Linked DNA regions of Homo sapiens: region 1 is linked to region 2. Evidence: chromatin contacts called from ENCODE Hi-C or POLR2A ChIA-PET data. All regions are on one chromosome and are shown on one strand. The core of a region is the stretch at or near the end of the contact, and the rest is flanking DNA. Distances in the headings are between cores, read along the strand shown.

Region 1 (4,378 bases), core at 686-3,185, 330 kb after region 2:
TTCTTATTTGGAGCATTTCAGATTTTGGATTTTTGAATTTGTGATGCTCAACTGATAAGTATAATGCAAATATTCCAAAATCCAAGATGATGCATTGGAATGAGGAAGAAAACAGATATCTGTCACAAATCACGGGACACAGCGGGGCTTTCATCAACCTGTCCCCCTACCTGCGGCTGTGAAAATCTGAAATGCTCCAAAAAAATTCATGATCCAAAACTCTTCTGGTCCTAAGCACTATGAATAAGGGATACTCAACCGTCCTATTGTTTAGCCACCTTCTGCCCTTGACTGGCGAAAGTGTCCAGGGCAGGGGACTAAGATTTTCTTCCGGAAGCTCCCTAGGAAGCTCTTCATGTAATTCTTATTTCCTCCTGCTCAGTCCTCTACAGAGAAGGGCAGAAGATCAAAGCCAGTTTGGTTTGCTCAAGGACAGGTGGTTCTTACTCTCTAGCAACACAGTCCCAGGGCCCTAAGCCTTCTGGTCAACCACTCTTCATTATTTTTGCCACTTTCTCCGGAAAAGTTGGGTTTCTTTGCATCCTTTTTGAAATATGTTACAGAGACATGAGCGCAACCCATGCCCTTGGACAGAGGTGTCCTGTCAAGAAGGCCCCATCTCTGGGTCTAGGCCCTGTGTGCCACTGAGGTCCCTGTAAAGCCCTTCTTTCCCAGCCCATCTGTCTGGGGTCACTTCTGGCCCCAAGCTCTTTTCTTCCAATATTTGTACCTAACAAGCCTTTTTTTTCTTGCATTTGTACTGTTTGAATTTCATCAAGCATATAATTGTGTTTGTTCCAATGGTAAAAATAATATTTTACTATTTACCTACTTTTTTCAAAGGGCATAGGTTCTCTAAATACTAAGTGGTAGGCAGTGTGCTGAGGGCTGGGGCTGCCAAGGTGAGTCAGAGAAACCCCTGAGTGTGCTGTGCTACCTGCCCGGTGCAGGAAACAGATATCCGAACAGACGATGGGAAAGAAGTGGGTTCTGTGAAGGTGAACAAATGTCCAGGAGGGACATGGGAGGCTGCCTCCAGGGCTGATCTAAACAGACCCCCACGCCTACCCCAGGTTTTCTGGGGGTTTTACTGCTGCTGCCGCTGATGTGAAAGGCGGTCCGTGATGTTGGTGCTCTCCCTTCCCCTCTCTTCCATCCTTCCCAGAACTCTGTGCCTTGGGCCAGGCAAGCTCAACCTTAAAGAGCGGAGGAAGAGGTGAGAAAGAATGAATGAATATTGGCCGGGTGCGGTGGCTCACGCCTGTAATCCCAGCACTTTGGGAGACCGAGGCTGGTGGGCCACCTGAGGTCAGGAGTTGGAGACCAGCCTGGCCAACATGGTGAAGCCCGTCTCTACTAAGAATACAAAAATTAGCCAGACATGATGGCACAGCCTGTAATCCCAGCTACTCAGGATTCTGAAGCAGGAGAATCGCTTGAACCCGGGAGGGAGGTGGAGGTTGCAGTGAGCCAAGATCGTGCCACTGCACTTCAGCCTGGGCAACAGAGCGAGACTGTCTGAAAAAAAAGAAAAAGAAAAAGAAAAAAAAGAATGAATGAATCTACTTCTTCTTCTGTTAAGACAAAAAGGCCCCTAATATTTTTCCAGAGGAAGAGATAGAAGAGGTAATAGCAGCTGAGAGCACCTAGAAAAAAACAGCACTTCCCAGCTGTAGCTCTCTCCAGTGAAAACGCTGAACTCAGAACAAGCATTGTGAAGTCGCAGGCGAGAGAGGCCAGCTCAGGAGGGCCCCCTGACCGCCCCAACAGACCCCACTCACAATCTCTGCTGCACATCTGCCCATGGAACAATGGCACTCCGAGCTCCTGCTCCAGATCCTCATCTTCAGCTAACAAATCAGAAAGATGAACGTCCACGGGCAACGCAGAAAACATCATAGAGATCCCTACCCAGGTTTGTCCTCTTGCTCAAAGAAAGAAGGTCGTGCATTCAGGACAAGTAACGACTTGCTGTAGCTTATCTCCTTCAATCCCAAATAGTTCTCATAGTTGGCTGAGAGAGGAGAGACCAGCCGCCTGTAATACCATCTATGATGCCTGCTCCCTTCTCTCCCTTCCAACATTTCTCCTTGACAACCCCACACCAAGAATAAACAGACGGGAAGGCAAAGATGAGCTACAAAGTTTTGAGCAACAAAGCAGGTCAAGTGGGGAATGAATACTCCCCAGCAAAACACAGAGGATCCGATTCAAGAGTTCATTGTGAATATAAGCACATAGGTTAAGCCTGCATACACCGAAAATAAAAATAACCATGCCTGATTTCAAGACTGAGACAGAAGAAAAAAATTACTCAGATAGATACGGTGGTCATCTTCACAGCCTTTTGAGCTAGCCAATATTCACTTCAATTGCCTGAGGTTTGCAGTAACTCGCTTTGGGTTCTAAAAGACACAGTGGGCTCACTGTCCCCCTTTGGGTGTCCCTCTCTGCACAGATAAACCAGCGGCACGCGGAGGGCATGAGATAGAAGCCTGTCCACAAGGGAGGAATTATCTTTTACAGGCAATCTGGGAGCACCATTGAAAAATGCTCTTCTGTGATGAAATTATGAATGCTTTCACATCAAACAAAAATGTATTGTCTAAACCCTGGGTGAATATTGGATGTCATTTTTTTTTCTGCTCAGCATTTTGATATAACTATGCAATAATCTCCAAGTAATTTCATGTTTACATACACCAGGTGACACACGGCATATGTGAAATTATGGCACTTAGGAATATTAAAGGCATCTAATGCATAATGAAAACCGTATATTGAAGAATAATTTTTCTTCTACAGTTTTATAAGCAGTTGACAAAAAGCTGACAGGAGAAATTCTTCCAATAATGGAAGTACTCTCAGGTTTAATTCTCTTATAACAATTCTATTATGCATAAAGTAAGACGGAAGAAGTCATTGGCTTATGATCTAAAGGAAAGCATAATCGCAAAACTATTGCAATCAATGCTGTTGAAAATAATTCTGCAGATAAAAATTTAATAATTTTATATGAAGATACACTGAATTACAATTTTAGGTCAAGTTGATCTTTCAAAGACAGACTGACTACCTTTTTGAACAAAAAAGACTATGCCACGTGGTATAGTTTATGTCTACCCTTTGTCTAAGGAAGCAAAATACATTTGAACAATTATTTAATTGAATCTACTTAACATCATTGATTATTTACACCTAAAATAACTGCTAGCTAAATATCAGGATTTCTGTCTTAAAATTGTCCAGATCATTTCCTCAGATCTCCAAAATGTTTTGCTAATAATACATGCCTAAATAAATATACCTAATTAAGCAAAACAATGCGGATTTGGTTCATTAATCCTCTTCATCAACAAGGTCATTTATTAAACACCTATTTTGTGCTAGCCATTAAAGGAAGCTCGTGCTAATGAGCCTTTCTCCTGATAAAAAGTGAAGAGTTTGGAAGAGGCAGACCATGTTTTCCGCAGCCTAGGCCACACCACGTCACTTTTTTTTTTTTTTTTTGAGATGGAGTCTTGCTCTGTCCCCCAGGCTGGAGTGCAGTGGCATGATCTCGGCTCACTGCAAGCTCCGCCTCCCAGGTTCACGCCTTTCTCCTGCCTCAGCCTCTTGAGTAGCTGGGACTACCGACCCGCCACTATGCCTGGCTAATTTTTTGTATTTTCAGTAGAGACGGGGTTTCACCATGTTAGCCAGGATGGTCTCGATCTCCTGACCTCGTGATCCACCTGCCTTGGCCTCACAAAGTGCTGGGATTACAGGCGTTAGCCACTGCACCCGGCCTTCTTTTTTCTTGAGATGGAGTCTCACTCTGCTGGAGTGCAATGGCACGATCTCTGCTCACTGCAGCCTCTGCCTCCCTCCTCAGTAGCTGTGACTACAAGCAATTCAGCTGCGTCAGCCTTCCAAGTAGCTGGGACTGCAGGCGCATGCCACCATGCCTGGCTGATTTTTGTATTTTTTGTAGAGACGGGGTTTCATCATGTTGTCCAGGCTGGTCTCGAACTCCTGACTTCAAATGATCAGCCCGCCTCGGCCTCCCAAAGTGCTGGGATTACAGGCGTGAGCCAGCGTGACTGAGCCCACATCACTCTTTAAGCCTTGCTTCCTCTGCCCAGTTAGACAGCCCACCTCTGCCCACACAGCCCACCTTGTCTCAACTTCTATCCTTATTTGGTCCATTACATTTTCGGGTGCAAGTTCTGCTTCACAGGCAGCAAAATGTGCTAAAATCCTTCCAGGCACAGAGGGAACATCAGCTCCTTCATGAGCTCTTCCCTGATGTGGGTCATCCATGGTTCATTGTTTCGAGGAGCTTAAAAGACTGACATGTGTCCACGTGTGCTAAAAATGGAAACGCCTGAGCTACATG
Region 2 (4,899 bases), core at 1,487-3,986:
ATGGAAAATGAAAGCAAAGTGATGTGATAACTTTGTAAGGTAGCATCTAGGCTCAAACGAACTACATTCTCAAGGACAATCTTTCCTATGTTTCTTAATGTTTGTAGCCACTGTTGTGGAAGATTTAGCCTGGGGAAATGGAGGAGCAGCCTTTCCTCTAAAAAAACAAGTTAATATAGGGTCTTGCTCTGTTGCCTTGGCTGGATTGCAGCAGTGCAATCTCAATTCACTGCAGCCTCTGCCTCTTGGGCTCAAGTGATCCTCCCACCTCAGCCTCCTGAGTAACTGGGACCACAGGCATGCATCACCAAGCTCAGCTAATTTTTAAATTTTTGTAGAGATGAGGTTTTACTGTATTGTCCAGATTGCCTTTAAAAAAAAAAATCTTACATACATTGTCACTTATCTGCAGATATTGATGGGAGGCACCAGCCGAACTTGCATCTTCCTCTTTTTGAAGCTTCTTTGATTCCTGGGCTAGATGTGTGTGTGTTTAGCTCCATGACACAGAGTCCCGTCCTCTGCACCCACATAAGCAAAGGTGGAGGTGATGAGAACTGACATGAGCTCAGTCTGTCATTTGGGCTTCAACCTGTGCTTCTGGGGCCCAGCTCACCATTCCTCCTCCACCCTATACCCATGTTTTCTTCTCAGGTGTCCAGTCTATGGACTTCAAGATCCAGCATTAGACACAAAGGCAACTCTGCAGAGATGGTTTAACCAGCTCCCAATGTTGTGTAAGGTCAAATACCTGAAGACAAATCTGTAGAGTTGCTATATTTCTGGTTTAAACCTGACTTACACAGAATTTGGTACTAAGGGTGGTTTCAGAGGAATGGGATCTTAAGGGTACAGTTTTTGAGTTGTTTCTGTGTGTGTGTGTGTGTGTGTATGCGTGTGTGTGTGTGTTTGGAATTGTTTTTCTGATCTGATTAGATTTAAAAGCACTAAGTACCCTATTCACAGTGGTAAAAGAGGGGTAAGTAGTTCCTAGCATCAGATGGAGAGGTCAGAAAAAAAAAGAAAGAAAGAGAGATAGAGAGACAGAGAGAAAGAGAGAGGGGAAAGAAAGAAGGAAAGAAAAGGAAGAAAGAAAGAAAGAAAGAAAGAAAGAAAGAAAGAAAGAAAGAAAGAAAGAAAGAAAGACTCAAATTATCACCTTTACACATCTTTTATTAAGTGCCCATCTGAGTAACCAAGAATTTATTGAGTTTGACCATTTTAATGAAAATGATGAATATAATTGTGTTGGTTGGCTAGTTCTAACTACACTGGAGAAATTCAGGGCTTTAAGTACCAAGATCAAGTTCTATATAAGGGTCCTGAAAGCTTCTAGATTGGTCCTGAAAGAAATCCTATCTCCTGTAGCCAGAGAGCCAAGGTTTTTGAACAGGAAACCCAAAGTTTCATCCTGTGGGTGGCTGAATTATAGCCAAAATTGAATTCCAAACCTCATAGAGTCTCTTTTATTAAATTTAGGACATTTACTGGGAAGGAGTGGGATTCTGAGGTTTGGGAAGGGAATATATGAGCAAATTCTAGTTAATCTGGAAACCTAGAGCCCTTAATTCTGACAGCTTTCCTTGCCTTCTTGGCCAGTAGAAGCAGTCTGCAGCCGTGCCTGAGGAAGTTAGTCTCCCTTTTCTTGAAGAATCTCTAATGCCCACCACCGCCCATTAGTACTGCATTGAGAGCCCTACTAATCTTCATTAAGTTCTACTCCCACTCCTTTTTCTTCCTTTTAGACCTAGAGTTGACTCAAGTCTCAAACCTGTGATGGGATATGATACACATCCAAAGAGTTGCATGATCTGCCAATTAATATCAACAAACCCTGGGAAATAAGAATGACAATGTATCTTAAGAGTGTGGGATTAAGATGGAAATAATATACAATTGTATCATGGTATATGTTTTGAAGCGGATTTATTGATTCAGTGTCTTAGCTTGAGGGTCTAATAATGGCACTAATAATTTTCTCAATCGGTTGGCTGAATCATGGAACCAGAGGTGACCTATACGACTTGAGGTTAAAATGTCAGAACGTTCTTGGTATAACATCGAGAAACATACCCAAAGGCTCAGGGAAGTTAGAATGCAAGAGTGAGTTCCTGTAGCAGACCTGCTCACCCACCTGGATGTGCCTTTCCCTCAGCTGAGCCGCAGTGCAGACTTCATACTCAATTGTAAGCCATGGCATTACCAGTCAACGTGAGCCATCATGAACCCGTCATTATCTGATGTACTTTTCCAAGGATTTTATTACATGTTATTGCAACTCAGGGAGATAGGCAAGATTTATTCTATTGCTACTTTTCTGAGTTGAGAAAATTGAAGTTCACTTAACATTATGCATTTTGAATATTGATAAAAATAGTACATGTATCTGTGTAGCTATCAATTTGAATAGGTGAACAATCACGATAATAATGGATCGATAGTAAATTTATTCAGTTATGAACAGTGCATTCAACCACATCTAAGGATAAATATTAAGCAAAAACAATTCAAGTCACAAACTTAAAATACTCTAAGTAAGGTCATGCCAAACTACTTTAAGAATATATCTGTGGTAAAAATACATTCTAGGCTACATTACATAGAGTGAGATTTGTGGGAAATAACTTGCCCTTTTCTTCTATTAAAGGGCAGAGTTTTTTGGAAAAAAAAAAAGATAGTTCAATTTCCTCTCTCCAAGCTGTCTTTTTAAAATAACATAACATAACACATAGTTTGACACAACTCCACATGACTCAGAAGCCCTTCTTAAAATAAGACCAGACCACATTCATGGAGGCTGAGTCACCTCTAACCTTCCAAACTTGGTGAGGATTACTAACCAGAACATATTTTTATTCCTAAGATAGTATGAGAAAGTTCTGATCTTGACAGTTCACGTAACATTCAATCAATTATACCATTGCTCTATCTCTAAAGTTTTCTTTTTCTCCTTTTCTCAGTGTCTTACCAAGAATGAAAGGCAACCTATGTAAAAACTATGGGCTTTCTAGTATAAATAAAAACTACTCATCTCCAGAAAATAAACAATGACTGCTAAGATGATTGAAAAAAGAAAGGAGAAGAAAGTAGCTTGTAAAAGCGTGTGAAATGCATTCACGTTGGAATCTCCTACAGGCACTTCAGGTAAGAATTCTACCTTATCCTCTGTGTTTTACTCCAGAAAAGCATTTCCTTTTCCAGATCCAGGAAAAAAAAAAACTTTTTAAACAAAATTCAGCATTTTTTAATTAAAAATTGACACTAATGCGTATATCCTAGACTGCACTGCATTGCATATTATGCTGTTGTGTGTGATAAGTTTACGTTTTCACGATTCTGTCTGAAAGCTTAAAGATGTATGTTTTACAAAAATAGCTCTAGTACAATAGGACAATAAAACGTGAACTCTTGAAGATCTGAATTGGAATTATTTTCTGACAGACTATATTTTCAATTTCTTTATTTGATAAATGAAGATGGATAACATTGACCTCATGTGTAACTACAACGAATTCAAGGGTGTGGACATGTTTTTCAGGTCTTCAGACTGTAAACATTTTAAGTGTGATTGCTGTGAATGAAGGAAACCCAGAGCCATCATGACAAGCCTAAACTCAAAGGGGACTGATTTCTTCTACACTGAATGTTTCATTAGTGACAGGGCCCAGATAATAAAGAATTGTGCTCACTTCCTGTGAGTGATGGCTTTCCCTCAATTGTATGCTGAGTAACATTTACAGTATTCATTTTTAAGCACCCATCTTCCTGGGAGCCCTATTTCCCCTAAGCTTTCAATTGATCCTCCTAAGAGCAGAGATCACTTAGGCACTGAGCTATGCAGCTGCTGCCTGAGTCTCCTGGACGCCTGCCCTCACCTCCAGCCACATGAAAAACATTCAAGCTTTAACTTCAGAAATGTTCTCTAACCCACTCCCAGACACCCAACTGATTAAATCATAGATTAGAGGAAAAAATTCTTGCCTGAAATTGTCATCTTGCACGTATGCTGATGTCCAGAAGGACACATCCTGGTGGGAAGTGACTGCATGTTTTGTTCATATTACAAGTCCTGTTGACAAAAGAGAATAATACAGGTGTCCTCCTGAAACTGTCACCACAGTGACCTTCCTCAGTCAAAAAGAAATATAAATATTATTGTGTTTCTCGTGTCTGAGGCACCTCTGAAAGCATTTATCTTTTCAGAGAGTTCAGCACTTCATCTCACGGGTTAATTAAACCAACCTGTAGTGGCAAAGTTTAGTGGTAGTGAAAATAAACATAATCCTCTTTCTGTTGCCCAACCTTTCAGTTTCATTTTGTAATTTTTCAATACAGGGGCACAATAAGTGATAATCCTGGATTCCAAATGATTTCCACTTCTTTCTCTGCCACCTTCCCTGCCCCAACACCTGCCATCCCTCATTTACACAATTCAAGTAATCAAGGGGCAGTTTGGCTCCCTTTTTCTGGAGGCAAACTTTTGCAGAGTTTTAACTTACTCAGTGGGAAGAAAAGCCCCCAAAACACTGAAGCATACCAAGCAAATAAATAAATAAATGCACAAAGGCTCCCTGCGGTTGTCTGACGAGGATACTGGAGCAAGCAGCCTGAAGAACAAACGTCTGACTGTTGAAACAGCGAGACAGGAATAAACCCATGGGGCCACATCTGGGAGTGTGAGTGTGTGAATGGAACTAAGCTGGTCTCCCACACAACAGGAATTCCACCAAAAGTATGCGCTCTGTATGGGAGGACAGAAAAAAAATGTGTTTAAAATATCACTAAGGAAACCCAGATACATTATCTCTGCCAGACTACAGAAGACAGTACAGTTAGTGCTTGTCTCAAAATGACAGAAACAGAGAACATGCTTTGATGATGTCGAAGATGCAGGAAAAT

What was found. Hi-C counts contacts between places; a loop is a spot of excess contacts on that map. ChIA-PET counts read pairs that join two places held with the same protein, here RNA polymerase II (POLR2A). Pooled maps may share reads with other maps.
Region 1: a map of mammary epithelial cell shows a loop between it and region 2 (4-fold over the local background). The contact joins the promoter of LINC02660 here to the promoter of LINC00702 in region 2. A Hi-C loop is called at or near these places in 6 of 168 maps with a recorded cell type or tissue (IMR-90, chondrocyte, endothelial cell of umbilical vein and 3 more) and 7 of 50 pooled maps. POLR2A ChIA-PET finds 5 or more read pairs at or near these places in 1 of 52 experiments (activated B cell).

The regions. Positions count from the first base shown.
Region 1 is chr10:3,909,580-3,913,957 of GRCh38, reverse strand. LINC02660 (long intergenic non-protein coding RNA 2660) reads right to left here and starts at 1,935. Exons shown (of 3, transcript NR_183984.1): 1 at 1,912-1,935. RefSeq lists a silencer at 4,195-4,378.
Region 2 is chr10:4,241,749-4,246,647 of GRCh38, reverse strand. It overlaps LINC00702 (long intergenic non-protein coding RNA 702), which reads left to right and starts at 2,736. Exons shown (of 3, transcript NR_108040.1): 1 at 2,736-2,825; 2 at 2,961-3,144.